Linked DNA regions of Homo sapiens: region 2 is linked to region 1. A link is an interaction called in ENCODE POLR2A ChIA-PET data of the cell type or tissue named here. Cell type or tissue: OCI-LY7. All regions are shown on one strand. Each heading gives the region's core, and the rest is flanking DNA. Links, peaks and the distances in the headings are about the cores only. Region 1 holds the start of GRAMD1C (GRAM domain containing 1C). Region 2 overlaps ZBTB20 (zinc finger and BTB domain containing 20).

Evidence for each region. Peaks named below come from ENCODE experiments on the same cell type or tissue, not always from the same donor. Only the 100,000 strongest peaks of a DNase experiment are listed, where the experiment ranks them.
Region 2: POLR2A ChIA-PET joins it to region 1 with 9 read pairs; 2 of 35 experiments call an interaction of 5 or more read pairs at or near these places.

The regions. Positions count from the first base shown.
Region 1 is chr3:113,827,765-113,840,299 of GRCh38, reverse strand. GRAMD1C (GRAM domain containing 1C) reads right to left here and starts at 1,512. Exons shown (of 18, transcript NM_017577.5): 1 at 1,364-1,512. The coding sequence starts at 1,390. RefSeq lists a silencer at 1,300-1,499 and an enhancer at 9,253-9,402. In OCI-LY7, for the core only: no CTCF peak of the experiment used is centred there; a DNase peak (open chromatin) is centred at 9,549; H3K4me3 peaks cover 1,310 bases; H3K27ac peaks cover 1,507 bases.
Region 2 is chr3:114,486,184-114,503,247 of GRCh38, reverse strand. It overlaps ZBTB20 (zinc finger and BTB domain containing 20), which reads left to right. Exons shown (of 12, transcript NM_001348800.3): 7 at 2,857-2,896. All of the region lies in intron 1 of ZBTB20-AS5 (ZBTB20 antisense RNA 5), which reads right to left. Among named protein-coding and RNA genes, the nearest start is that of ZBTB20-AS5, 41 kb to the right of the region's middle. In OCI-LY7, for the core only: no CTCF peak of the experiment used is centred there; no DNase peak of the experiment used is centred there.

The sequences.
Region 1 (12,535 bases), core at 6,583-11,582:
CCTTAATTATGTAAGTAAAAGACTTTTTCAGGGCCGGGCGCGGTGGTGGCTCAAGCCTGTTATCCCAGTACTTTGGGAGGCCGAGGCGGGCGGATCATGAGGTCAGGAGTTCAAGACCATCCTGGCTAACACGGTGAAACCCCGTCTCTACTAAAAACACAAAAAATTAGCCGGGCGTGGTGGCGGGCGCCTGTAGTTCCAGCTACTGGGGAGTCTGAGGCAGAAGAATGGCGTGAACCCGGGAGGCAGAGCTTGCAGTGAGCCGAGATTGCGCCACTGCACTCCAACCTCAGGGTGTGTGTGTGGCATCATCAGTTTCTACTCCAACCTCATGGTGTGTGTGTGGCATCATCAGTTTCTACACCTGAATCAAATTTGGGATGGGGGTCCATTCTGGCTTTCTGGGGTGGCTACAGTAGATTCCTGTCTCTCTGACTTATTAGCTGTGTGGTCCTTAGCAAAGTCAATCTCTGTACATCTGTTCCTTAACTCTACAATAGAGGAAATAATTTTATCTCTAGTCTAGACAATAAGCTTATTGAGAGCAGGGATCATGTCTGTGTTAATCACCATCTAATCCCGAACACCCAGTGCCAGGGACATAACTGAATCAGTGACTGATTGGGTTCATGAATATCCAGCTTGACTATTTCATAGTAATGTTTTTCAAATCAAGTGAAATAACACTCATTCATCTGTTCATTCAACAATTATTTGTGTACCTCCACTAATCTGTAAACTATAACGCTCTTCAGAAGATATAGCACTGACCGCAGTTCTCTAAAAGTAAAATACATACACACAAACCAATGTAGAAGGAGGATGGTGTTCAGAAACGCAGGCGCCCGTCCAACAAAAGCGGGGTTTCATCCTGAATATTAATAAGCACGCTTTCCGTTTTGTCAAATAAGGTAGTAAACAAATAAAACTAGACTAGTTGAAATCAAAAACTTGGCTGACAGCACAGTGATTTAAACTATCCGGACCTTTACAACAGGGCTGAGAATGAAAGGAAGGGGGCAAGGCTGGAAAAAACGTTGACAGTGGGTCAGAATCACGACCATGGGGCCTGACCCAAGGGGGCCTGGGGCTGAGACATCCGCACCAGGACATTTCGGGACCAAATTCAAGCCCTCAACGCCCACAGGGAAGCAAATGTCCCCACCACCGCCCGTAGGGAAAGGGCTCGCAGAGGCACAGGAAACCGTTTCCTCGGTAACAACTTTCCGTATTACTCCAAAGAGCACGAAGAAAAGGGAAGGGAGGGATTAACTGTAATCTGAGAAGGTTCAAGCAATCACCGTGAGAAAAAGTAGGCTAAAGCCACAGATGGGAACCTGCCCCAGCGAGGCCCGCGGCTTACCTGACGGACAGTCGGAGCGCCCTCCATCGCGGCTCCCTCCGCCGCCGCGGCACCGCCCCGCGCGCACCGCACCGCACCGCCCCGCGCCCACCTCCAGCGCGCGCTGCGAGTTACAGGCTCCGCGCGCCTCCTCCGCCGGCCCTCCGAGTACTTCCAGCCGCAGCTCCTTGCGCCCTCTGGCGGCCGTGAAGGATTCCTGACGATGGGTGTTACCGGGTTAGCCTGAAGGCTTGTCTTTCTAGGGGTCACAATGAGACTTCCCTATTCCCAACCTCAAACTACTGTGCCTCCCAGGAAATGGCATACCCTGCCCCAATGTGCGAAAAGGTGAATTGCTCGGAAACTTTTTTTTTTTTTTTTTGAGACGGAGTTTCGCTCTCATTCCTCAGGCTGGATGGAGTGCCAAGGCCCCGTCTCGGCTAACTGCAACCTCCGCCTCCCAGTTCAAGCGATTCTCCTGCCTCAGCCTCCCGAGTAGCTGTGGTTACAGGCGCCTGCCACCACGCCCGGATAATTTTTGTATTTTTAGTAGAGACAAGGTTTCACCATGTGGGTCAGGCTGGTCTCGAACTCCCCACCTCAGGCAATCCGCTGGCCTTGGCCTCCCAAAGTGCTGGGATTACAGGCGTCAGCCACCGCCCCCGGCCAGGAAACTCTTGTTCCTTCCAATAAAGGATTGAAGTTACTGATTAACTGCTGTACGTATTGCAGATTCTTGGTTCTGTAAACCAAAAATAAAATGCCGAGGCCCACCCCCAGCCATCTAAATGGACCCCTCCTCTTGGCCAAGAGCGTTCCAAATTTAACCTGAAAATCTAGTTCAGGCCATGATGAAAGAGGGGATTGGACATGCCTCATTAACATCAACACAGACCTTAAGTCTGAGAAGAAATATTTATCATCTATTGCCTCGGACACCTGCTACTTGGAGGCTGCATCTGCATGATAAAACCTTGGTATCCACAACCCCTTATCCTAACCCAGACATTCCTTTCTACTGATAATAACTCTTTTTTCTCTTTTTCTTTTGAGACAGGTTCTGGCTCTATTAGACCAGCTGGAGTGCGGTGGCGCAATCTCTGCTCACTGCAACCTCCACCTCCCGGACTCAACCAATCCTCCCACCTCAGCCTCTCGAGTAGCTGGGACTACTGGCGTGTGCCACCATGCTTAACTACTTTGTTTGTTTGTTTGTTTGTTTGTTTGTTTGTTTTTTGAGACAGGGTTTCGCCATGTTGCCCAGACTGGTCTCGAACTCCTGGACTCAAGCAGTCTGCCCCCTTCGGCCTCCCAAAGTGCTGGGATTACACGTGCAAGCCACAGCTCCCAGTCAATAATAACGCTTTCAACCAATTGCAAATCAGAAAATTTTTTTATGTACCAATGACCTGAAAGTTCCTCCTTCTCGCCTTGGAGCTGTCTCCCCTTCCAGATTGAAACAATGTAAATCTTACATGTATTGATTGATGTATTAGGTCTGCCCAAAATATATAAAAGCAAGCTGTACCCCAACCACCTTGGACACATGTCATTGGGACTTCCTGAGACTGTGTCACAGGTGTGTCCTTAACCTTCACAAAATAAATTTTCTAAATTAACTGAGGCCTGTCTCAGATATTTGGGGTTCAGAGTTCCCAACCAAACAGCTATAAAAAAGACATTCTAAGCCAGGCACAGTGGCTAACTCATGTAATTCCAGCACTTTGGGAGACTAAGGTGGGAGGGTTGCTTGTGTCCAGGAGTTCAAGACCAGCCTGGGCAAAACAGGGGGGCCCCATCTCCAGAAAAGAGAGACAGAGAGAGAGAAAGAAAGAGAGAGAGAGGGAAGGAAGGAAGGAAGGAAAGAAGGAAGGAAGGGAGGGAGGGAAGACATTCTAGAACAATTGAGGAATAGTGAATATGAAATGGCTATTAGAGTTGATGTTACAGGATAATTAATGATTTATGTATACATTTATGGATATTCATTTATGGATAATTAATAATTTTTGGCAGCTGGGCGTGGTGGCTCAAGCCTGTAATCCCAGCACTTTGGGAGGCTGAGGTGGGAGGATCACCTGAGGTCAGGAGTTTGAGACCAACCTGGCCAACATGGTGAAACCCTGTCTCTACTAAAAATACAAAAATTAGTCGGGCGTGATGGTGAGCACCTGTAATCTCAGCTACTTGGGAGGCTGAGGCAGGAGAATCGCTTGAACCTGGAAAGTGGAGGCTGCAGGGAGCCGAGATCAGGCCATTGCACTCCAGCCTGGGCAAGAAGAGTGAAACTCCGTCTCAAATAATAATAATAAATAATAATAATAATAATAACTTGTGGCTATGTTGCAGGGTGTCTTTAATATTAGAAAACTCACACTAAAATATTTAGGAGTTCCCTGTTATCCATGGGGATGTAAAAAAAAAAAAGTATTTAGGAGTGAAGTAGCACCATGTCTGCAACTTGCTTCCAAATGCTTCCACGAAGATGAATACACAGAGAAAACAAAATAGCGAAACGTTAATTATTGGACCTAAGTGGAGGGTATACTACTATTCAGTTATTCTTTTACTGTTTACATATATTTAAAAATCATAATGTAAAGTTGAAGAGATGGAAAGGAGTTGAATCCAGTTCCACAAAATGTCAGACACTGAGTGTATTTCTTTTTTGTTTTGTTTTGTTTTTGTTTTTTTGAGACAGAGTCTCGTTCTGTCCCCCAGACTGGAGTGCAGTGGCACAATCTTGACTCACTGTAACCTCTGCCTCCCAGGTTTAAGCAATTCTCCTGCCTCAGCCTCCTGAGTAGCTGGGACTACAGGCGCCCACCACCATGCCCGGCTAATTTTTGTATTTTTAGTAGAGATGGGCTTTCACCATGTTGGCCAGGCTGGTCTCAAATTCCTGGCCTCAAGTGATCCACCCGCCACAACCTCCCAAAGTGCTGAGATTACAGGCGTGAGCCACTGCACCTGGCCATGAGCATATTTCTTAAATATATATGACATACTAAAGGACAAATTACTTAATAAGATAATCAGTAAAAGACAGGTTTCCATCCTCATTCTGCAAAACTTTGCATAAACTGTGTTCTGTTAAACATAAAAAACGTCACAGAACACTAATATTAAGCAAGGCCACTGTATGATCATGATAGAGTAAGACAAAAAGAAGGCCACTGGGTAATCATGTCTAAACACAGACAAAAATGTGAACATCGTTCGAAACACAGAAATGACTATGTCCCTATGCTGACTAATATGACTGACTGCTGCCTTTTTCCCAATAACAGCTTTAGCTTCACTTTATTCCACCTACCTTCTAGATAAGATGTATTAAGATACCCAATCAGAATAACCACATCTTATTGACAATATGTAATCTGGGACAAAGCTCCACTTCTTGAATCCTCCTCGCAAAATCACTGAACACAAACCCAAATCCTGTAGTAAGACCTTTCTAACACCCTTTCACTGAGATGTCCTCATGGTTCTCCATGGTATTTTTTCACCCTCATTGCAATGAGTCAATAAACACAATGTTGTCTAACTACAGCTATGGTTCTCCTGGACTTTGGCTGAAGAGCATTGATATATTTTGCAGTGAAATAGAACATAAGGTGAAAGTGAATATGGAAGAAAAGTTGTTAGAAGTTTGAAGAGAAAGGAGAAATTATGAAATACTTAGGAGCACAGGTGAATGAACTGACTAATGTTTTAGGAAAACAGTAAAACAGTAGCATTGCTGGGCAACACAAATGCCTCATTGAGATTAATGGTCATGTATTTAAAGTGAGATCACACTAATATGTAAACAGCTCCCAGAAATCCCTGCTTACCACAATCAGGGGAATGCTTAATTAGGAGATTAATGGTCATGTATTTAAAGTGAGATCACACTAATATGTAAACAGCTCCCAGAAAAACATATGGAAAAACCATAGTCAAGTTAAAATTGTTAAAGTATATGTCAGAAAGTTCATGGAAAAGGAAATATCAGTGTCTTTTTTTTTTTTTTTTTGAGACGGAGTTTCACTTTTGTCACCAGGCTAGAGTGCAATGGCACGACCTCAGTTCACTGCAAACTCCACCTCCTGTGTTCAAGCGATTCTCCTGTCCCAGCCTCTGGAGTAGCTGGGATAACAGGTGCCCACCACCACGCCCAGCTAATTTTTTTTTTTTTTTTTTTAGTAGAGACAGAGTTTCACCATGCTGATCAGGCTCGTCTCGAACTCCTGACCTCATGATCCACCCTCCTTGGGCTTCCAAAGTGCTGGGATTACAGGTGTAAGCCACCGTGCCTGGGCAAATGTCTCTTAAAAATATAAAAGATCCTCAGTTTCACTCAGAATAGCATAGAAATTAAAACCACACTGAAATACTATTTTTCACTTACTAGTTTGACAAAAAGTACAGAAATTTGAAAACGCATTCTGCTGACAAGACCGTGGGGATACAGGACTCTTATAATGGAAGTGTAGAGGCTGGGTGCGGTGGCTCATGCCTGTAATCCCAGCACTTCAGGAGACCAAGGCAGGTGGATCCTTTGAGGTCAGGAGTTCGAGACCAGCCTGACCATCATGGTGAAACCCTGTCTCTACTAAAATGCAAAAATTAGCCAGGCGTGGTGGCAGGCGCCTGTAATCCCAGCTACTTGGGAGGCTGAGGCAGGAAAATCGCTTGAACCCAGGAGGCGGAAGTTGCAGTGAGCCAAGATTGCACCACTACACTCCAGCCTGGGTGACAGGGTGAGACTCTGTCTCAAAATAATAATAATAATAATGGAGGTGTAAAGTAATATAGCGAATTTGGCAATAGCTTCAAAAATTACAAAATGCATATACTCTTCAGCAGTACCAACTTCTGCAATTTTTCCTATAGATTTAATTGCACACATGCAAAATAATCCAAAGTTATTCCTAGAAGAATAGTTGGTAGTAAAAATTGAAAACAAATCATCATCAATAAAGGACTGGTTAAATAAATGACAAACCTCCATCCATTAGAATTTGGAATTCTGTGCAGTTTCATAATAATTTTTAAAAGAATGAGGAGGAGCAACATCAACGAAAATGGCAGAGTGGGGAACTTCAAAAGTCTGTACTTCCACAAAAGCAACAAAAAAGGTGGCAAGAGCTGTCAGAAACAATTTATTTGGAAATCTGGAATGTCACCAAAACCTTACCACAATCAGGGGAATGCTTAATTAAGAAAAAACAGCTGAGTCTCAGTAAAAGACTTTTGTGACATTTTATTTTAACTTACCCTGGTACCATCCCCTACTCTACAATAGCCCACATTCCTGGTACTGATTCGTAGTATCAGAGGTAGCAGTACAGACCTTATTCTCGAAGAATTGTTATCTGTTTGCTTTGACCTGTTTGGTGGCTCCCTGAAGGCTCAAGGACTTGTTTGCCTTATTTTATCTCAGAACTCTTCCAAGGGTAGGACACCTGCCTTGGGCAGGTGTTGGTGGGGGAATGTTGGTAGAGGGGGCAGGTAGAGTATTTATTGAAAACATTTGGGCCGGGCATGGTGGCTCACGCCTGTAATCTCAGCACTTTGGAAGGCTGAGGGGGCAGATCACCTGAGGTTGGGAGTTCGAGACCAGCCTGACCAACATGGAGAAACCCCATCTCTACTAAAAATACAAAAATTAGCTGGGCGTGGTGGTACAAGCCTGTAATCCCAGCTACTTGGGAGGCTGAGGCAGGAGAATTGCTTGAACCCAGGAGGCAGAGGTTGCAGTGAGCCAAGACAGCACTATTGCACTCCAGCCTGGGAAACAAGAGCAAAACTCGTCACACACACACACGCACACACACAAAAAAAAAAAAAAAGAAAGAAAGAAAGAAAGAAAAGAAAAGAAAAAATTTGAAGGCAAATATATTACCAGTATCACTTGGGGCAAGGGATAACAGTTCAGGCAAACAATGGACAATCTGAATAAGGGCTTTGAAAAACTCTCACAAATTCCTGGGAATCCAGAAGGCCACATCCATGCCCAAAGCTGGGAACATGCTCAGAAAAGACCTAAGAAGGCCCTAAACTTCCACCTCTGGCTGACTTTTTGCTCGGCTAAGGCAGAGATATAAACTGCCTGGCTGGGTGTTACAGGCATACCCAGCACACACAGAAAGCCAGTCTGCAAAGACTGGAAGATAATTGCTTGTTTCTGTATGTATTTTTCTTCCTCGGTTTTTATTTTTTTCTAATCTGACAGAACAGAGACTTATGTGGCCACATAAAACAAAGAATACAAACTTTACAAAATTAGTTTGACTTGTATGAGGTACCTAGAGTAGTCAAATTCATAGAGAAAGGAAGTAGAATGGTGGTTTCCAGGGGCTATGAAGAGGGCAGAATGGGGCTTTATTTAACTGGTTCAAAGTTTCAGTTTGGGGTGAAGAAAAAGTTCTGGAGATGTGATCATTACACAATATAAATGCACGTAATGTCACTGAACCATACTTGAAATGGATAAAATGGTTAATTTTATCTTGTGTATATTTTACCATAACATAAAAAAGTAGTTTATAAAAGATACTAACAAACCACAAATAAATGCTAAAATAAGCAGCAACAGTAAAACCTGGGGAGGTGTACAACCTGATTTTCAAAGTTGCTGCATTATGCCAGGCACAGTGGCTCATGCCTGTAATCCCAGCACTTTGGGAGGCTGAGGCAGGTGGATCACCTGAGGTCAGGAGTTCAAGACCAACCGGGCCAACATGGTGAAACCCTATCTCTACTAAAAACACAAAAATTAGCCAGGCCTGGTGGTGGGTGCCTGTAGTTCGTGAGGCTGAGGCACGAGACTCTCTTGAACTGGGGAAATGGAGGCTGCAATGAATCGAGATCACACCACTGCACACTGCACTCCAGCCTGAGCGACAGAGTAAGACTCTGTCTCAAAAAAAACAAAGTTGCTGCATTATAATATTCAAAATGTCCAGTTTTCAACAAAAAATTATAAGGTACACAAAGAAACAAGACAGTTTGACCCATATACAGAGAAAAATAATAGAAACAGCCCCTAATGAAGCCTGAGCATTAGGCAAACAAAACTTTAAATCAACTATTTCATATATGCTCAAAGAGCTAAAAGAAATCAAATTCAAAAGAGACCCATGAGAACAATGTCTCACCTAATGAAGAATATCAATAAAGAGATATAAATTACAAAAGGAACCACATAGAAACTCTGGAGCTGAAAAATACAATAACTGAAATGAGAAATTCACTAGAGTAATTCAAATAGACTTGAGCAGACAGAGGAACAAATCAGCAACTTGAAGGTGGGTCAATTGGGATTATTCAGTCTGAGGAGCAGAAAGAAAAAAAAGTGAAGAAAAATGAACAGAACCCATAAGACCTGTAAGACACTGCCAAGTAGACCAACATATACAAAATGGGAATTCCAGGAGAGAAGAAAGAAAGAATATTTGAAGAAGTAATGGCCAAGAAAGAATGAGGAAACTCTTTATGCACTGATATATAAAGATCTACAAAAAATTTTGTCACATTAAAAAAAAGTAAGGTGCAAAACAATATACAGTGCCAAAAATGCATACTCTGAATCTAATTGTGAGGAAACAGACAAACTGAAATTGAGGGACATTACTTGAACTCTTCAAAAACATCAAACTCATAAAAGGCAAAGAAAGACTGAAGTGTTCTTTCATACTAAAGAACACTAAAGATATATAGCAACTAAATACAATGTGCGATTTTGTCTTGGATCCTGAACCAGAAACATTTTGTTGTTGTTGTTGTTATAAAGAACATTACTGGGACAACTGGAAAACTTTGAATAAAGTGTAGGTTACATTATAGTATTGACTCAGTGTTAATTTCCTGTTTTTGTTTTTTGAGACAGAGTCTTGCTCTGTCACCCAGGCTGGAGTGCAGTGGTGCGATCTCAGCTCACTGCAACCTCTGCCTCTTGGGTTCAAGCAATTCTCCTGTCTCATGCTCCGGAGTAGTCTCAAGTGCATACCATCATGCCAGGCCAATTTTTGTATTTTTAGTAGAGATGGGGTTTTTACAGGTCACCCTGGCCTCGAATTCCTAACCTCAGGTGACCCACCCGCCTTGGCCTCCCAAAGTGCTGGGATTACGGGCATGAGTCACCATGCCCATACAATTTCCTGTTTGTTATAATTGTACTATGGTTAGGTATGGGGATGTGCTTGTTTTAGGAAGTGCAGTCATGCATTGCATAACAATGTGTCAGTCACTGCATTCAACAGTGAACCACAAGAAAACAGTGGTCCCATAAGATTATAGTACAATATTTTTACTGTACTTTTTCTATGTTTGGATACACAAATACTTCTCATTGTGTTACAGCTGTCTTCAGTATTCAGCATGGTAACATGCTGTCCAGGTTTATAGCTCAGGAGCAATAGGCTATTCCATATAGCCTAAGTGTGTAGTAGTAATACAGGAGATAGAATTTAGGCAGATAGTAAGGGTAAGAGTCCTCGGTGGAACTCCCCTTTTAACAAAAAGCAGCCACCAAAACATTTCTTTTCTAACAAAGAGCAGCCTGAAAAATCAAGCCGCAAACATAGATAAGCAAGCTAAAAAGCTTGCACAGGTGAATGCCAGCCTCAGTGCCAATAGAAAAGGGCTACCTGGATGCCAGGCATGTTCAACAGGGAGGGTCCTCTTCTCTTTTCTTTGTCACCACGTGTACAGTAAAGAGGCAGGCAACATGGTGCCTGGCCATGTAGAGAACCCATCTCCATAATAAAAGATTAGGGTGGAGTGGCCAGCTTCTTTGCATGCTGTGCAAACCGCACACCTAGTCCTAACCAGTTCTTCGTGTGCTATGCAAATGACACACCTGGTCCGACCAATCTTTTGTGCCCTATATAAATCAGATACCACCTCCCCAAGATCATCTATTCAACCTTCTGCATTTCACCATGGAAGCAGCAACCCATATTCTCTGGGGCCCCTCTCTCTGCAGCAGAGAGAGCTTTTCTCTTTATTTCGCCTATTAAACTTCTGCTCTGAACCTCACCCTGGTTTGTCTGCGTCCTTGTTTTCCATGACCGTGGGACAACGAACCTCAGGTATTACCCCAGACAACAACATCACCTCAGTAGGCTCTACCATTTAGATTTCTTTAAGTACATTCTAGGATGTTGGCACAACAGCAAAATTGCCTAATGACGCATTTCTCAGAACATATCCCAGTTGTTAAGTGACGTATGACTTTGTACACTGATATATTTGATCTAGCTCACCCAAATGTTTCAGAAAAAAAAATTGTGTGCCAAGAGAGAATAATAAATAAAGCAAACATGAAAATCTGAGTAAAAGTTTTATGGGAAGCCTTTGCACTATTCTTGCAACTTTCTTATTTCAAGTAATTAAAAACTATTATAACTCAATAAATAAAGTGAAACCACCCTCCACAGTTGTGTCATTTTTTTTTTGTAGTTGCACAAATGCAAACACAGAATGGACACAGTTGGATTTAGTTGGAGGTTTTGGAGGGTTTCTTGAGACAGGGTCTCTCTCTATTACCCAAGCTAAAGTGTAGTGGCATGATCACTGTTCACTGCAGTCTTAACCTTCTGGACTCAAGTGATCCACCTCAGCCTTCCAAGTACCTGGGGCCACAGGCCCACACCACCCCATCCAGCTAGGTTTTGGGGAGTTTTGTTTGTTTGTTTGTTTGTTTGTTTTGTACAGACTGGGCCTCCCTATGTTGCCCAGACTGGTCTTAACTCCTGGCCTCAAATGATCCTCCTGTTCTGGCCTTCCCTCGTGCTGGGATTACAGATGTGAGCCACTGCACCCAGCCTAAGGTTGATTTTTACCAGGCAAGTACGCTAAGTCACAAGAGAAGCAAGGGAGATAAGTATGTATGCAAGGATTTGGCAATAATGATTGCCCCTGGAGTCCAAGCAGGGTTAAGAAGCAAAATAAGGTCATAAGAGTGTCAAGGCCAATGAAAGTGTGAGGATTAAATGTTTGTAAATCTAGTTGAGATTAAAGGACTGCTGGTGATAGAAGTGATGAGTTGGAAAGATACAAATGGTACTTGAAACTGAGATTGTGGACAAATTGCAGTTATAATGATAAGTTCTATGATATGAGCATGAGAGTGGGTGGCTGACAGGAGTGGTGGTTCAGATTGTTGGGGCAGAGGACAAGGCACTAAGAAACCAGGAATTGAAAGTATAACCTTAGTGGCTATTGAAATCACCAAGTGCAGAAAGAGTAGGGTAGAAGAAAGCGACATGAGCAAGGAGCAAAAATCTTCAATGAAAAAGGGAACATGGATTGTGAGTTTATAGATGACTCCAATAAGAAAAGGCAACTGGTGGCATAGTGTTCTGACATGAAATTCAAAGATAGAGTGTTAGGGAAGAGTGAAGGAAAAGAGTCTGGAAGTAATAGGAAAAAAGAAGACAATCACTTTTTCTTGGGCCCATTGGTGCTCCAGCTACTATAGTTGCATGACAAATCACCCAAAACCTTAGTGGCTGAAAACAATAATCATTCATTATTTCATGGTTTCTGTGGGTCAGGAACCTGGAGCAGCTCAGCTCCTCAGTTCTAGCTCATGGGCTTTCAGAGGTTGCCCTTAATCAAGTGGATATCCAGTCATCAGAAGACCTGATAGTGGCTGGAGGATCCACTTCTATGGTGTCTCACTTACATGGCCGGGCACCTGGTACTGGCTATTGGTTTGGGACCTCAATTCCTCTCCATATGGACATCTTCACAGAGCTGCTTCAGTCCTCATTGCATGGCAGTGCCTTTCCTCAGAGCAGGTAATCCAGGATACCAAGGTGAGGACTACAGTGCCGTTTATGACCTAACCTTGGAAGTTATAGACTATCATTTACACCGCATTCTATTGGGGTCAGTCAGCTCTGATTCACTGAGGGAGGTGACTCCACAGGGCATGAATGATAGAGGCCAGGATCAATGGAGGCCTTATTGATTGGAGGCCAATGGAGGCCAGGATCAAAGAAGGCCAGATCAATGGGAAGTTACAAGTGATATGATGGTGTGGGAGAGGAAACAGACACCACTTGAGAGGGCTTCAGGGAAAGCCGTTTCCTCTCAAGTTTCAGGGGAAAACCAAGTATCAGTGCAAGCTTGTCCAACCCGTGGCCCACAGGCCACATGCGTCCTAGGACAGCTTTGAATGCAGCCCAACACAAATTC
Region 2 (17,064 bases), core at 7,329-12,328, 660 kb before region 1:
TTTTAGACTGTGACATACACACTGTAATTTTTCTCTCCATTTTGGATTCCTATCATTGACAGCCATCCTGTGTGTCATTTGACATCCAGGAAAGATAGTTTTTCATTCCAGACATTGGATGTGTTAGTCAATTTGGGTACAACTTACATTGATCTCTTTTGATCACATCAAAAATTTAATTTTAACTAATTTTATGAATAAATGCACCTTGAAATTTAGAAAAGAAAGTTATGTGTTTAGATATAAGAACATAAACACTAGGTATAATTTTAGAAGAGCATAATATTGTTGAGAGTTATTGGGTTTATAACATGCAACAGAAAAATGATCATTGAACATATTTCATAGAAAATTGCTAATAATATTTTCTTCTTCTCCCCAAGGTTAGAGAAGACAGCAAGTTCAAAAAAGGAGAGGGAAAGAAAGAAAGAGAAATAGAGAGAGAGGAATGTAAGAAAGGAGGGAGGGAGGGAGGGAAGGAAGAAAGGAGAGAGGGAGGGAGGAAAATGGTAAGAAAATATGCCCCTGTGCCATAGTCTAATATCCTGGCTTGCAGAGAAGACTAGAATATAGCAAAACTTAGAGCTTTAAAATCTTTGAAGACTAGTCAGTGTTATATATATATTTCAAATTTGTATGTGCTTTCAATGAATCATACATAATCTAATTCTCTTGCCTAAAATTTTCATTAAACTCATGAATTTTGTGAAACAATTTGAAAGCATTGGAGATCTCCAGCCTCTCTTGTATTAGCATTATAATAATCCAGGCTGGAGATTTTCATCTTAACTCGTCTTGTCACCATCCTGCATCAAGTACACCTGCATGTACTTGAGCAAGGTTTCACATTGACCACAAAGGGAAATCATTTCTTTGAAGAAATCTCTACAATAGTGCAGTTGTCCCAGAAACTTTCCAGGAAGGGTGATGTCTTTAATTGCTGGTTTTCTGCTTTAGCCTTTTCAATGCAAAGATACTTAATCAGGTCCTTCTACTTGATCTCCTTTAGTGAAGTTTGTTTTGCATATTTCTGGAGGCCTTATGTGAAGTTGTTAAAATCATGGTGTCAGAGAGGCAAGATTGAATCACCCTGTATTAAATTCTTGATATATTTAAGTGGGCTAGAGGTAGGGGGACCTGCTTTGTTTTCTCAGTATCTTTTTTTGGTTTATTAATTTGTCATGGCTCTCCTCCTACTTCAGTTTTATCCTTCTAAGAGAAGCTATCAAAACACTGATGGGTCTGGGCACGGTGGCTCACACTTGTAATTCCAGCACTTTGGGAGGCCAAGGTGGGTGGATCACCTGAGTTCAGGAGTTTGAGACCAGCCTGGCCAATATGGCAAACCCCATTTCTACTAAAACTACAAAAATTAGCTGGGTGTGGTGGTGCGTGCCTGTAGTCCCAGCTACTCAGGAGGCTGAAGCAGGAGAATCGCTTAAACTCAGGAGGCAGAGGTTGCAGTGAGCCAAGATCGTGCCACTGCACTCCAGCCTGGGTGACAGAGGGAGAGTTCATCTCAAAAAAAAAAAAAAAAGAAAGAAAAAAAAACAAAGCACAATGATGGGCAGACCAGTCCTATAATAGTTTTTTTTTTTTTTGGCCTGTGATTTTTTTTTTTTTGACGGAGTTTTGCTCTTGTCACCCAGGCTGGAGTGCAGTGGCGTGATGTGGGCTCACTGCAACCTCCGCCTCCCAGGTTCAAGCAATTCTCCTGCCTCGGCCTCCCAAGTAGCTGGGATTACAGGCGCCCGCCACCATGCCTGGCTAATTTTTGTAGTTTTAGTAGAAACAGGGTTCCACCATTTTGGCCAGGCTGGTCTCGAACTCCTGACCTCAAGTGATCCACCCACCTTGGCCTCCCAAAGTGCTGGGATTTACAGGCGTGAGCCACCGCGCCTAGCCTGGCTTGTAATTTAAAGAGTGAAATATCAGATTTTAAACATAGAACAAGAACACTGTTAGGGTCAGCTTCTCCAAAATCTAAAATTTTCATCATTTCATCTGAAATTTTCATCACCAAACAGAGTTGTGTTTGGTGGGAGAGAAGCTTTGTTTAAAATCACTTTATCAGATTATTTTCCACCATAGAGGGGACATTCTAGGCTGGTGAGAAGGGGTAGAGGCAGTTTTAGAAGGCAAGTCCGGGGCAAACTTAGGACTGAGTTCTTAGCTACACACGAATGTATTGAATTTGTTCAGAGGAACTTCTGGACATTAAACATACTAAATATACCTTAAAAGAGACAAAGTTTATCAGGGTTTGACTCATCTTTGTCAAAATTAGCTAAAATTGGTCATGTACTGTATAGTAAAGCTTTTACCTATTCTAGTCAGTGCTGCCCAATAGAAGTTTCTACAATAATAGAAACATTTTCTATCTGTGCTATCCAGTAAGGCAGTCACCAGCCACATGTGGGTATTGAGCACTTGAAATGAAGCTGGCAAGACTGAGGAACTAAATGTTTAGCTTTTTATTAAATGTTAAATAATTTAAATTTAAATAGACAAATGTGGCTAGTGGCTATTTTGTTAAATGGTAACATAGCTCTACCAAATCCTATATGATACAGATTAGAATGAAATGAACAAAGAAAGGTCTTTGCACTCCTTGTGCTGGGAAGTACTGTCTTGGTCATCATAGCAGGGGGTCATACCTTTAGAAAGTTTTTATGAAGCTGGGTCTCCTTTATTTTGAGGCTAGAAGTGACAAAATAGGCTCCTTTAGGAACAACCAGTCCCATCTATGCCTAGATTTGCTTTCTTTCTTCCCACTGTATCATTTTGCTTTTATATATTGGTTTTGCATCATATATCGGTTTGCTTTTAATTCCTTATTTTTTCTTTGATTTTCAGATCTTTGACCATCAGTCTGTGACCTGCCCCTTCTCTTTACGTAAGTAAAAGTGATTTCTTTACCTTTAAAAAAAAAAGTGTCAGATTTAGGAAATTGTGGTTTTCACTGGCATATTTCCTAGTTGACTTTGTTGTGGTTTCTAGTGCTTCTGTAGTGTGTATTAGTTTCTTTTGCGTTTGGAGTGTATGCTGTTGGTGGTAATACTAAGTTGCTATCCATGAGGGTGCAGAAAATACCAGTGGCCCAGATACTGTACTTCTATAAAGGCTGCCCTTTACTTGGCTGCAGCTGCTGTTTGCAAAAGTCACTGCTCTTTTAAAGTATAGCTTACATTATTCAGCCAAATACCAGCAACAGTTGGGCTTTTGCTCCCCTGTCAATCATTGGGCAATTATGTATTCTTCAGTTATGTACCCATCCCTAGGTCCAATAGTTTTTAATTTTAACTTCTAGATCAGAGCTTTCATTTATTGACAAAATTTCTAATATCCCTTTACTAAGAAGTACAAGACTGTAAAATAAATAGACTAAACTTTTGTGCAAAATTATGAAGTCTACAGGGGAAAAAAAGAAATCCCAGATTCACGTGTGCCAGAAGGTTTATAAAGGTACCACTCTTTTTTAGAAAAGATGGAAAGGTATTCGGGGGGAAAAAAAAACACGATTTTATATGAAAAAAAAGAGAACGTTCATTATTTAAAATTCAAACCAGGCTGCACTGAATGGGTTTAAATAAATTTTATTTTGAACTGCTTGAAAAAGATTCTAGGCCAATGAACCCAAATAATCAAAGTCACTTATAAGAGACACCACCCAAAAGATCCTACAGGTAGTGATAGTCACCTAATGTGATAAATAATTATCGGTATCCTCTGGCTGCTTCTCACTCTCTGGTGAGCTCTGTTCCTTATTCACAACATTATATCTTGCTTCACTGACTCTTCACTCCAAGGTATTTCTTGTATTATAATCATTTGCACAGAATGGAGGTTCCCATGGCTATTTTGTTTATGCGTGCCTTCCACTAACATTCCTAGAAGATAGTGGCAAATATATTTAGGGAGGCAGAATCCTCCAAAGGATGCTAAGGCTAAAGTGTAACGTGACAGTTTATTTGACAGAGAAAGGAGATTGATTAAACTCCCCAAAGACTGGAGCTGTGTGTAATGCATTTATACAACAGGGGTGGGTCCTACCTGTCCCTGACAAGTCTTGTTATTCTCTATTTCAGTGTTGATAGAGTGGGTCTGTAAATGCTTTGGAGGATGTCAATATGCATGCTTATGGTTACCACTTTATATCTGCACAGCCCTCCCCTCAGTTACCTAGCACTGCATATTTCTAGTCCTCTGACTGGCAAATCATTTTTGTTACAGTTCTTTTGTGTAAAAACAGTTCACATAATAGCTCTGTGTTAGACAAGGCATTAATCCTCACATCACCGGGATGAGTCAGCACAGTGCACTCCTGCCCGCACGGCTCAGCTATTGTGACGTCAGTGCTATAGGGCGAGCCTCAGACACAAGCAGTACAGGGGACCTGTGTCACCAATTAGGAATCAAGGGGGAGACTTTTGAGATAAAAAGTGTAGTTGAAAGGCTGTCTCTGGCTCATAGGAAAATGCAAATCTGATTCTATGCTACATCAGCCATCAGTTGCATAGCTTCTAGAGATATCCTATTTTTTAACCACACATAAGGCTGGGGGAGTGACCTATAATGAGCAGATAATCCGTTCATATACCCATGACCTTGTGCCATCCCTGGGCCAGGCTTCATGTTTGCTTGGCTTGTTCCAAATCTTGAAGCTGCCCTCATATCAGCAGGGTGACCGGGCTTATGACAGTCCTACTGTCCTCAAGTATCCCATAGACACAGTTGATGGTTGATGGCTCCAGAGTGGTGCCCCAGAGGCTCGACAAAAGGAAAAGAAATGTCCAATGTCCCTTGAGAACAGATCAGAACATTATCTCCCCAGTGCTTTGACTCCAAGTGCCTCTTCAATGGCCTCCTCTAAACAGGTACAGAATTCTGCTTGTTCGATCTTCTCTTAGCAGTGCATTTAGTCCAGTATCACAATCTGTATTTGACCTGGATTTCAATAGGAACTGAAGAGCTCTCAGATGTTCCCCCAAGAATTTCCCATTCCATTACTGTTTAGCAGAAACAAAGAGGAACCCTCCATAATCTGCCATGCTACCTTGAAGCAGGTAGCACAGACTTACCTTATTTGGGAAACTTGGTTCTTATAAGTTAGGTCTCTATACAATTCAGATTCAGATTTATTCTCAGGACAATATCTTTCAGTATTGAATATTAAGTCTTGAAAAGGGTGTTAATTTACAGCCTTAGTGGCAGTCTCTGTTAAAAAGACCTTCCTCCATCACAGAATTTATCCCTCACTCTTACTGTCACCCCAGCCAGTCACCAGCCCCTGCCATACCCATCAGAAAGTGCCTTACTGCTGGGATCTTCTGCCTTCATTAGATTGCTAATGGGCTCCTACTATGCTTATAAAAGCTAACACTACTACTTGGCTTCGTTTTGATTAATTATCATGTACAGCTCTTTATTTAGTTTTCATTCAACAAACATTTATGGAAAGCTAGTCACTGTGCTTGGTTCTGGAAACTCCGGGATAAATAAGAAATGCTTTCTTTTGTTAGAAATCTCAGTCTGATAGGGGAGATACATAAGTGAATAAAGACTATAGCATATGATAGGCACTGAAATGCAGGTATATACAAGACGTAGTAAGAGGAATGAAGGAGGAGTGCCCACTTGGATGTGGTAAGGTGACCAGGCTGGGTCTTAAAGTCAGAAGAGTAAATTGCAGTTTACCAGGTAGATATGAAAGAGCAGAAAGAAAAGGGGATCATAATCAAGAAAAATGTAAGAGCATTTACAAAATCAGGAGGCGTTAAGTAGCAGCGAGATTCAGAGGAGTGAATAGTTCAGTGTGATTGAAACATGGTGGTTGAAAGAGTAGTATGAGATTGGGCTGGAAAGCAGGCAGGGGACCTTGCCTGCCATACGGAGGACCTTGTATGCCGTGCAGAGGAGTTTGGACTTGATCCTGCAGGCTCAAGGAGGCTTTGAAGAATTGTAAGCAGATGTATGTTTTAGAAAGAGCACTTGGTGAAAGTGGAGAGGCTGACTCAGAATAGGGAGACCAGGTCAAAGGTAAAAGCCAAAGGCCTGAACTGTGCAGTAGGGGTAGGATGGAGGGAGAGGCTATTTGGTAGTGTTGAAATAGACATTAACCTTTGTGTAATTCCAGCATATCTTGGCCTATTGCATAATCTTTGCCTTCTAGGAGAAAGGCTGAAACATTGTGTGGAGTCAAATTTCAGACCAAAATACATCCTTATGGGATCTTCAGCAAAGACCTCAATTTGAATATGACCTCACTTTGAGCTACTGCCCCCTGGTCACCAGGCTCGCGTGCCTCCTACTGCCCATAGTGGGTGTGAGGGAGGAGCAGGCAGATAAGGAGAAGACATTCCCAGTGTCCTGCTTGTCTCTTCTTTCACCTGAAAATGAAACAGTTTCTAAATAATGCCCCCCTAAAGTCAATCAATGCCCCAATTTCCTATCATTTTCTCATTGCTCCCTTTTTCTAAGCAAAATTTCCAAACCATTGAACTGAATTGCAACTTATGCACAGCCGGGTGTTGAAACAATTCAGTGTATTCATTCCTTCTCTCTGAATTAGAGTTCACCATAAGTGTGCTTTTCTCTTGTTCACTTTGGGCTGCCAGGACAATTTAAAGGAAATTTTCAACAGCTTATGTTTCATGTACTATGTTCTCTTTTGCAAATGGGAGGATATGCGTGGGTGTGTTTAAGCCTTCTCTATATTGCTTTCTGGAGAAAGGTTTGGGAAGATGAACAAGACGAGGAGTAGGGACCTATTGAAAGCCCAGGTCCCCCAGTGACCTGAGTGCAGAACGTAGGCTGGTGATCAGATGGTCAATTATGTGTTTGTCAAAACACAGTGGGCTGCATTCCAGGCTGCCAGCTTTGGAAGCCCAGCTTCTGCCAACCAAATGTCATCTGGGAACATGCAACACTGGGCACTGTGAAGGAGTTTGAAATAGACCATGCCACAGCCAACCTACTGCCAGTCTTATAGCACCAATATGGCATGCACAGCCGGGCCCCATGTTTCAGAGCTCAGGAATTCACTGTACTAAATTCAAGAGGTCAGATGGGTTCATGTTTTCAAAGCCTATGTTCTTTGCTTTGAACACTGTGACTTGCTCCTCAGCAATTTCCAAGGGATTTTTCCAGTCACATCTCTGTGGAAACCACTCTTTTTGTGATGGTTATAAGATCCTTGTAAATGTCCCAGAGGATAGGAAAAAAAAAAATCAACTTGCTCTGACAATGACTATGATTTCGACAGAGGGATTCCAACTCTTAGGAAATTACATTAAAGGTGCATAGCTTTTAAAATATCAGGAACCACCTTGGCAACTTATAAAAAGCAGAAGGGCTTTGCCTATTTTATAAAGTGATTTGCATATACCTGCATAAATAATGTCCCCACCTGTACTTTTATGCATTTAGGTTGAATAAATTAAATTTTGTGATCTTTAAAATATTCACTGTCTTTCATTGCTCAGACACCATTTTCAGGACCCTTCCTCCTCATTTCTTTTCCTAGTGATAAGAGTGGCTATTTTTTTTTCAATCTTTTGACTCATTCAGAGAATCAAAACACTCTGAACACCAATCGACTATAGCCAGGAATATTACCTCCCTCTGGTTGCATTTCTCTTAGCCTTTCTACCTATCAGATGGTGAGTTCCATGTATTTTTAATAAGAGAAATAAAGTATTACTAAGGCGAAAACACAGCACAAGACAGATTTAAGTTCTATTTACATATATATGTAAGAGAGAGAGAGACTGTGTGTGTGTGTGTGTGTGTGTGTATACACAGACTTGCACTGATACACACCTCAGGGACATGCCCATAGTAACCTTTTCTTTCTTTCACCACTGCACTGCGACAACCTCTTCAGGAACCATCCAGCTACTAAGCCATTTCCGTTGTACCTTGGGCCTTCAAATCAAAGCCTGGTCAGTAGGCCACTCTCCCCCACATTCACGCTTTAAGATATTATTAAAAACATGCTATGTACAAAGAATAATTTTTATTGGATAGTTAAAGCATAAATATACCATAAGTACATGACCCTTTCTTGCTCTTAAGGAATTTAAAATTGAGTTAGGAAAAACAGTTATATTGTTGAGCGTTGTGTATGCACATAAGATAATAAATGACTAAGTTCCAAAAGGAATGATACAGTCCAGGAAGTACCATAGGGTTTCATTCATGAAAGAGCCTTGCAGGCTAGAAAGTTTCATGTAAAACTGATTCAGCTGAGTCTTGAAAACTGGCTAAAATGTAAAAAAGATGAAGAGAAACAGAATCATATTCCAAGCAAAATCATATACCAAAGTGTTGGAATCTTCGAGGGGGCCCATAAATAGCATCACTTTTCCCCACTTGAATTCTAAACCTATTGAAAAATAAGACAAAAGAACTGATAGCTAGGGAACCAAAATTTTTATAAAGGTTGGTTGAAGAGCATAGCTTAGTGTAAAGAGGAAATGGGTTTGCTGACTCTCTTCCCTTCAGTCAAACCTTTCAAAAGCTCTCTTACAGGAAAATGTGGATCTGCATATGAGCAACACTTTCCAGGTCATCACCTCCCGATAGTCTCAGTAGAAAAGGAAGGACAAAGAGGTTAAACTCCTGTGCTTACAAATTTGGATAGATCAGTTCTACCTACCTGAGAAATATAGACCAAGGGCTTTCCCACCAATGGGATACTTTGCCTCCATGGGGAATTATAAGGAATGAGACAAGAGGAAAGCAGTGTTTAGAAAACATCTGGAAACTAGGAGTAGGGAAGAGGCATTCTTACCCACACTGACATCCATAGACTGGAAAACAAGAGGAGGAAGTACTGAGTGAGATGAAAATGGGAACCAGAGCCACATCTGGTCTGAGAGCATATACCTGGGGTAAGAACCAGTAGTCCTACTGGTTATCCAAGATCTAAACTAAGGGCCCCTTTTCAGAGTCTCAAAAGTTACAAGAATCAGAACCTGGGGGAACAGGCAAGAAATGAAGATAATGGACAAAAGCCTAGTTAGGAAAAAAAATACAAAAACTCTAGTTTCTTGTTCAACTAATAATAACAATAAGAAATACCTATTGAGTGCTTGCCTTGCTTTAGATACTGGACTAAATACTTTTCATGGCTATCTGATTTAACCTTCAAAACTACCCTATTAAGTAGATGCTACTATAATCCTAATTGTGCAGATCAGAAAACTGAGATTTAACATGTTTGATTTATTTTATAAGAACATCTAATAAATGGTAGAGATAGAACTTGATTCCAGGACTATGTCTTAAAAGCCTCAGCCAAATTTTACTGGACACAAAGTTGAGTGTCTACTAAATACTAAAGGTATATATAATAAAGGAATATTAACATAGTCTCTCTCCTTCTGGAGCTTATAATCTGGGGAATGTAAGACAGATACTAAGCAAATGGTCTCACAATATAACTTGTAATTACAAATTGTGCTTACCACTATATAATAAAAGTACCATGTGCTCTAAGGGCAAATAAAAGAAGAAGATTTAACTGAGTCTGGAAATTCAGGAGAAGCTTCTCTGAAATAGTAACATTTGAGATGACACCTGAAGGTTAAAAACAAAAAGTAAGGATGGATGGTGGAAGAGGATTCCAGGCAGAGGGAACAGCATGAAGTCCCTGAAGAGAGCTGCACAGAGAGAAAAAGGTGACTAGCAGCCCAGGTTGAGGTTGAAGAGATACGTAAGGCCTGATGATAACAGGTCCTTGGTAGGCCATGTTAAGGATTTTTGTGTTTATCCTAAGGACAGTAGAGGAGCAAACTTAAGAAGGACTGTGGCATGATCATTGTTGTTTTTTAAAAGGGTAAACTTTGGGGCATTTATCCCAGAGAGATGGAAACATAACTGTACAACACCTGTACATTATGTTACACCAATGTACATAGCAGCTTTATTTGTAATAGCCCAAAACTGGAAACAACCCACATTTTCTTCAGTGGGTCAGTGGTTAAGCAAACTGTTATATCTATACCATGGAATACCTCTCAGCACTAAGCAGAATAAATTATTGATGCATACAATAACTGGTTTTAATCACAAGGGTATTACATTGGGTGAAAAAGCTAATCTCAAGATGATGTACTGTTACGATTCTTATCTATATAGCACTCTTGAAATGAAAAAAATATGTAAGGATTGAGAACATACTTGTGGATGACAAAGTTAGGGAGTTGGGATAGAAATGGAGGTGAGTGTTGCTATAAAGGATAACGCAAGGGATCTTTTGTGATGGAACTGTCCTGTAGCTTGACTGTGGTAGTATTCATGAGTGTATGGATGTAATAAAATTGCTCAGAACTAAATATACACTCACATACTCATGTGCATATAAAACTGATGAAACCTGAGTAAGGCAGATGGATTGCACCAATGTTAATTTCCTGATTGTGATATTGTACTACAGTTATATAAAATGTTACCATTTGGGCAAAACTGGGTAAAAAGAATAACAAATCTCTCTGTATTATCTCTTACAACTGCACGTTAATCTAAAATTATCTTGAAATTAAAAATTTAAAAATATATATCAAGGTAGCTTAACTTTGGTAAATAATTTGGAAGGATCAAAAATGGATATGAGGAAACCAGTGAGGGAGCTATTCCAGTAGACCACATAAGAGGCAGACTAGAGTATTGACAGTGGAAATGGGAGGAAATTGATGGAACTGAGAGATAATTCAGAAGTAAAATATTCCTGGACTTTTTCATGGTTGGTTATGTGAAATAAAAGAGAGAAGTGGCAACAATGACTCCTGGTTTGGGGCTTATCAAACTATATGAAGGATAATACCATTCACAGTTACATGAAACACCAAAGGAGGACTGGAGTGGAGAGAAGTTTGTAAGTTCTGTTTTTGAGATGTTGAGTGTGAGGTACTTTGGATAGATACATAGTGAGCATATTGCACAGGTATTTATATACATAAAACTGGAATTCAGAAGTAACATGAAGGCTGGAGACATGAATTCAGGGTAATCGACATATAGTGGTAAATGAATCTGTTGGCATGAATAACATTGCCTAGGGACAGGGTTAGATTGAGAAGAAGACCTAAACTGAGACTTGAAGAGCTCTTAATATTTAATCCGCTGGTAGAAAAAAATGAGGCCATAAAATACCCTCAGAAGGAGCCACCAAGAAGGTGGCAGGAAAATCAGAAAACATAGGCACAGAAGCCAAGAGAGTGCCTCAAAGGTAGTGGTCAGTGATGTGACATGTTACTGAGCAATCAAGTAGGTTAAAGACTAACAAATATATATTGCTTATATTAATTTTGAGCTTATTGTTGACCTCAGCAAAAGCTGTTTTGTTGAAGTGGTCAAAACAATAACGTGTTTGTAATGGGATGAGGAGAGAATGAGAAGTGAAGAAACAGCAAATGTGGGCCACTCAGAAGTTTTGCTATGAAGGAAAGGAAAATGAGCTACTGCAATATCTTGAGGGGGGAAGTGAGGTCAAAAGAAGGTTGGAAAAGCATGGAAACACTAGTATTTTTTGTATTTTCATGGGAAGAATACCGTAGAGAGGAGAGATCCAATGTGCAGAAGAGAGAAGAGCATAGGATGACTGGCAGTATAAGATTACTGATAAGGCCAGAGAGATGGAATCCTGAGTACAAGTGGAGAGATGGAAGGAGGGACACATCTTCTATTTTTGTAAGAAAGGAGGAGTAAAGGAAAGGAGCAGATGCAAGCCCACGTGTAGATTTGGTACTGAAAGGTTAAGAGGTTTCCCAAGTGATGGGCACTGAGGGGCAAGGTCCTGCTAAGAATAAGCGGGGAAGAGATTTAAGGAAAGTAGAGATTTGAAATCGTTCTTGAGACAAATGGGACAGCAAGTTGACCAGAGAAATACAGTAGGACTCTCCTTGGCAGTGTGGAAGGTGCAGGTGAGTCTGGTGGGTTGATGTTGATACCTATCTGCTCTGTCATGGGATTTTCTCCAGCAGTTTGGGGACCAAGGTGCAAAATCAGAAGAAATGAGTTTGAATTAGGATAGGGTTTCACCTAGCATTTGTGGCATTAGGAGTTTTAGCTTCTTGTTTTGGTTCTAGCTGAGGCCAGTAAGAAAGGGCAGTGAAAGGGCTTAGTTAAATTCTCCAGGCATCTGTTGAGTATATTGTATCAGGCACTGTGTTTGGTACAGAAAATACAGAGGTGAGTAAGACACCATCTATGCCTTCAAATAGCTCACAGTCCAGGGTGGTTTGTAGGCTGATATCTGGTCCAAAACACCAGGAACAGGGACTTGAATAACCTTTGCAAGGACCAGGAGACCGATGTCATTCCTTTTCTTTCTTATGCCTGCTCCTTCCCTCTGCCCTGTCCTCACAATACCCAGTTTGTTTTTGTGTTTTGGCTTTTTGTTTTGTTTTGTTATTTACTTTCTCAAAAAATATCTACTCTCTGCCTTATTGCCAAGCCTCTAGTATGCATCATACATATGTGAGAGACAACTTTGATTTCTCCCATTATCTTTTTGCTAAAATATGATGATTTAGAAACAATTAGATCATCTACTTGAAGTATGGTATTGGTATAGTGTGAATTGTCTCTAAATGTTAAGAGCTGGCATCTAACACTACAGAAAAGCTATTTATTTAAGAGGGCTGGAGACAGGAGTGTAGACAGGTGAGAGAGGGAACAAGGGAAGAAAGAAGGGAGGGATGGAAAGAAGAGGAAGGAAGCGGGCCGGGCACGGGATCTCACGCCTGTAATCCCAACACTTTGGGAGGCCGAGGCAGGCAGATCACGAGGTCAAGAGTTCGAGACCAGCCTGGCCAACACAGTGAAACTCCATCTCTACTAAAAATACAAAAAATTAGCCGGGCATAGTGGCGGGTGCTTGTAATCCTAGCTACTCGGGAGGATGAGGCAGGAGAATCTCTTGAACCCAGGAGGCAGGGATTGCAGCAAGCCGAGATCGCACCACTGCACACCAGCTCAGGCGACAGTGTGAGACTCCATCTCAAAAAATCAATCAATCAATAAATATATATATAAGAAGGGTAAGAAAGCATATTAACTACACAAGATCTTATATAGCAGCTCATCCCTGTTTGTTATTCAAGGGAACTCCCATTTAAAATGAATAAATAATCCTCCATCCCTAATGGTGATCTACACCATCAGCCTCCAAAAACAGCTTCCAGACCTAGAAACGTACCAGGGTACTATAGGTTAATTATAAATTCCAGGTGCTGGTAATGCAAGAGAAGATATGGAGAGGGTCTGAAGGAGGTGGAAGTTTATAACTTCCAACAGAAGAAAGATCCCTTACTCAGATTTATTTTAAGCATTATAAAATGATAGCTTAGAAAGAGGTGGTGGCCGTGATGGCTTATCTTTATTTGGGCACATTCCATTCTGTGATATTCCCTTTAGGAAATGATGTTAGGGTCATTTGACTAAAAGCTAAATTGCTGATACATCTGGGGTAAAATTTGGCAGCTGTCGAGCAAAACAGCTTTTTTTTAATATTTACTTTTTTTATGATTCTATAATTCACACTTATTGTGAAATATTTAGAAAGTATAGAGTAAAGGGGAAACATCCATAATTCCACTACACAGAACCAACTATTATTAATAATTTTTTAGATCACCTTCTAGTGTCTTCTCTAGATTTTAACATGCCTGAGCATACATTGCATGTATACAGTTGTATCCCATTTTAATTCAATATTATATAATAAATACTTCCTGGTATAATTAAAAACTCTTTATAAATAGCACTATAACATCTGAATAATATCACATAAAGCCCCCAGAATTTACCTAACCATGCCCTAGATAAAAATATTTGGGTTATATTCACTACTTGAAATTTTATATTTTAAAATTCTTTAAGGGAAGAACTATGATGTACATCTCAAAGTGTCAAACTTGGGGGAAACTTGAGGCAGACATTGATGTCACCCTACTAAGAGAGCTAGTTAGTAATTGCTAATGACTGAAGATCATATTGGAATTTTTAAGTATTTATTGCAGGTTTTAGGTAAGTTCTTTTTCCCCCAAAATAAAAGTTCTAATTTTTAATTCTAAAAAAGTATACATTTAGTTTTGCTTGAATTTGTTTCATTGATAGTATTTATAAAGAGCAAGGTTAAATTCCTTTGAAATCTCACAGCCCAGAGATAATCACTATTAATAACTTAGGAAATATTATATTTCCATACAGTCCTGTTTATCTTTCTCTTTTTCTTTCTCTTTGTCTTTCTCTTTCCAGACTGAAAGGAGAAGTTACTTGCTGTTTTGTATTCTATTCTTTTCACTTAACATTGTAATAGTCATTTACCATGTTAATAAATATAGATCTACATTATCTTTTGACAACAACGTTGCACTTCAGTATATGCATAATTTATTGACTCAATCACTTATTGATGGACAGTTGGGAATTTGGAACTTTCTTCTTACTAAACAATGCCACAATAACTGTCTTTATATGCACATGCATATGTACACATGTTTGTACACTTACATGATTATTTCCTTAGGATCAATTAATTATAGTGGAACTGCAAAAGTAAAATGCATTACTAAACTGTCCTCTAGCATTGGTTAATATCTTCACCAACAAAAAAAGAGACTGCCCATTTCTCTGCATCCTCACTAATTCTGTAATTTTCAGTGATAATTTTTGCCATATACATGAATATTTTCATACTGGAGGTATGAGATGCATTTTCCAGGCATAAAACCAAAGCCTGAAAACTTTTTAAAAAATACATGTATTTTAAATTTTATTACATGAAAATAAAAATTACTATGGTAGAAAATCATTTTTTAAACTAGGAAAAATATTTGTGATATATCCCTAATATTTTAAGAATAGCTATAAATCAATGATGAAAGGATGAATAACACAATAAAAAAATTGGAAAAGACAAATGAGCCGTCTAACAGGTTTGTTTGCTTAGTCTCATTCTTTACTGCAAAGGCAGTGCTCCCTGAAGTCCTCCAAGGCCACCTCAAGCTCTGCTTCTTATGCTCTGATGGCAACACCTACCCTCACCGCCCTTCAGGGGAGTGTTGTGGGAAGCAAAGCACCACCAGAGACCTATGACATTTCTGGGTTGGGAGGTGGTAAGTATTCACCTGGTTACATACATTTATGTTTATTTGGCATCACCAGCCCTCAAAGGGCCAGGCTCACTCACATGAATGTAAAAATTATCATCAGCGCTCTGCCTTAGACTCCAGAATCAGTAAATTATTGGGAAGGGAAAAATACACACTGGCAACATTGCCTGATCCATGTCTCCAGGGCAGGATTGACATTATTCTTCTCCCAGATGTAGATAGAGATTTCTGGATGTTCTCATAAATAAAGTGCTAGAGGCCATGTCATCAACGTCCTCCATCTTTCCCCGCTCTCTGATTCCCATGTGTATTACTACATACTTAATGAAATGGAATATTCTTCAGCAACTTCAGGGAAAGTGAAAGACGCTAGAGAATTGGAAATACCACACTAACAGCATCACCTCCGCCTCTGCCGTGCAAACTGTGATGACAGGGCGTCTTCCCTGTGTTCTGGGACAGGGAGCATCTGGGTTCTGGGAGTGAGTTCCTCGAGTCTTCCCGAGGGTCAGGAGTTGTACAAAGCTGTTCTGGGTGGTAATTGGAGCATTCCTTGACCACAGAAGTTCATTTGCAGATGGTAAGGGATGACATGCTCTGGGGCATTTTTCCCCCTCTTTGGCAGAAAATTGTGGACATGAAAGTCATGTGTGTTTTAAATCCTTAGACAGTGTCCAGAAAGGAAGCAAAAGAGAGGCAAACATGTTAGAGTCTAGGAAGTCCCTTCAGGCCAACTACAAGCTAAGGAGAATGGAAGGAACCAGGCCTAGGAAATGGCTTATCCTCTACCTGAACAGTCAAACACCTCTTGAGGTGTGCACATATGGTTATGAGCCAGGCTTTAGTGCTGCCAGCAGTGCCCTTGGAGACCATGCCACTGACTCAGTGTACCTAGGGCTCAGAGTGTCAAATGTCTCATTTTCTTAATGATGCTCCTAGAAAGCTTCACATATTATCCACATGCTTCTGTAACATAGTTTATACTCAGAAGCTGGGGTTCGAGGGAGATTTTAAATGTTATATATACATATATATATCTTCCACATACACGCATCCTACTTGTTTAAGGAGTCATGCTACTAGGACACTTGCAGAGGCATCTTGTACAAGAAGTCTTTGCAGTGATAAAATTAAGAGTTTTTTTTCTTTTATCAGGGTTCTTCTTTTACATGGTCTCTTTGTGTAGTCTCTATATTATTCTTCATTTCTTCTAATGTGTGGGTATTGAGAACAGATCAGGCATGCTCCAGAGAATCATTTCAAGATATTCATCTAAACAGGTCACCTTACCTCTCACACTTCGATAGGCTAAAATGGGTTCTACCTTTAATCCCTGGTAAATTTCTAGGCTTTTTGATACATGAAGAATAATTCTCACCTCTAATTTAAAATTAACCTTGTACTTTGAATGAGAGAACCGTGTGTCTCATGAAAGAACATGAGTGAAAGGTACACCTAAATCTTTTAATAGTAGCCTTCAGCCTAGTCCTTATAAGCTACTCAAGGACACATAAGAAAAGTAATGAAAAGTCTTCAGTCAAAATAATTTTCTGAGTTTTTTTTCTATGCTTTTATCCATCACCACCATGCTTGAATAATCTTCACTGCATTGGTTCTTCACCAGTAGCTTTCACATACTCCTCTACCAGTTTTATAACAGTACCTTTCAGTAAAGGTTAGGAAGAATCCTAACACTGTTAACTTCCTCAGTAAGCATGCACTATCTGTTGACAGGGTGTCTGTAGACTATCTATTTACTTAAAAAGAACCAATTTTTTCATCATTACATTATCATCAGTCATTAACATTACTCATCTAGAATGGGTACAGAGGCAAGCCACCTCCTAGTAACCTATGTGTTTACCACTCCATCCCAAATCTCTGATACACTTAGAAAAAAAGTTTTAGACATGTAGGATAACATTCTAGAAAACAGTTTCAA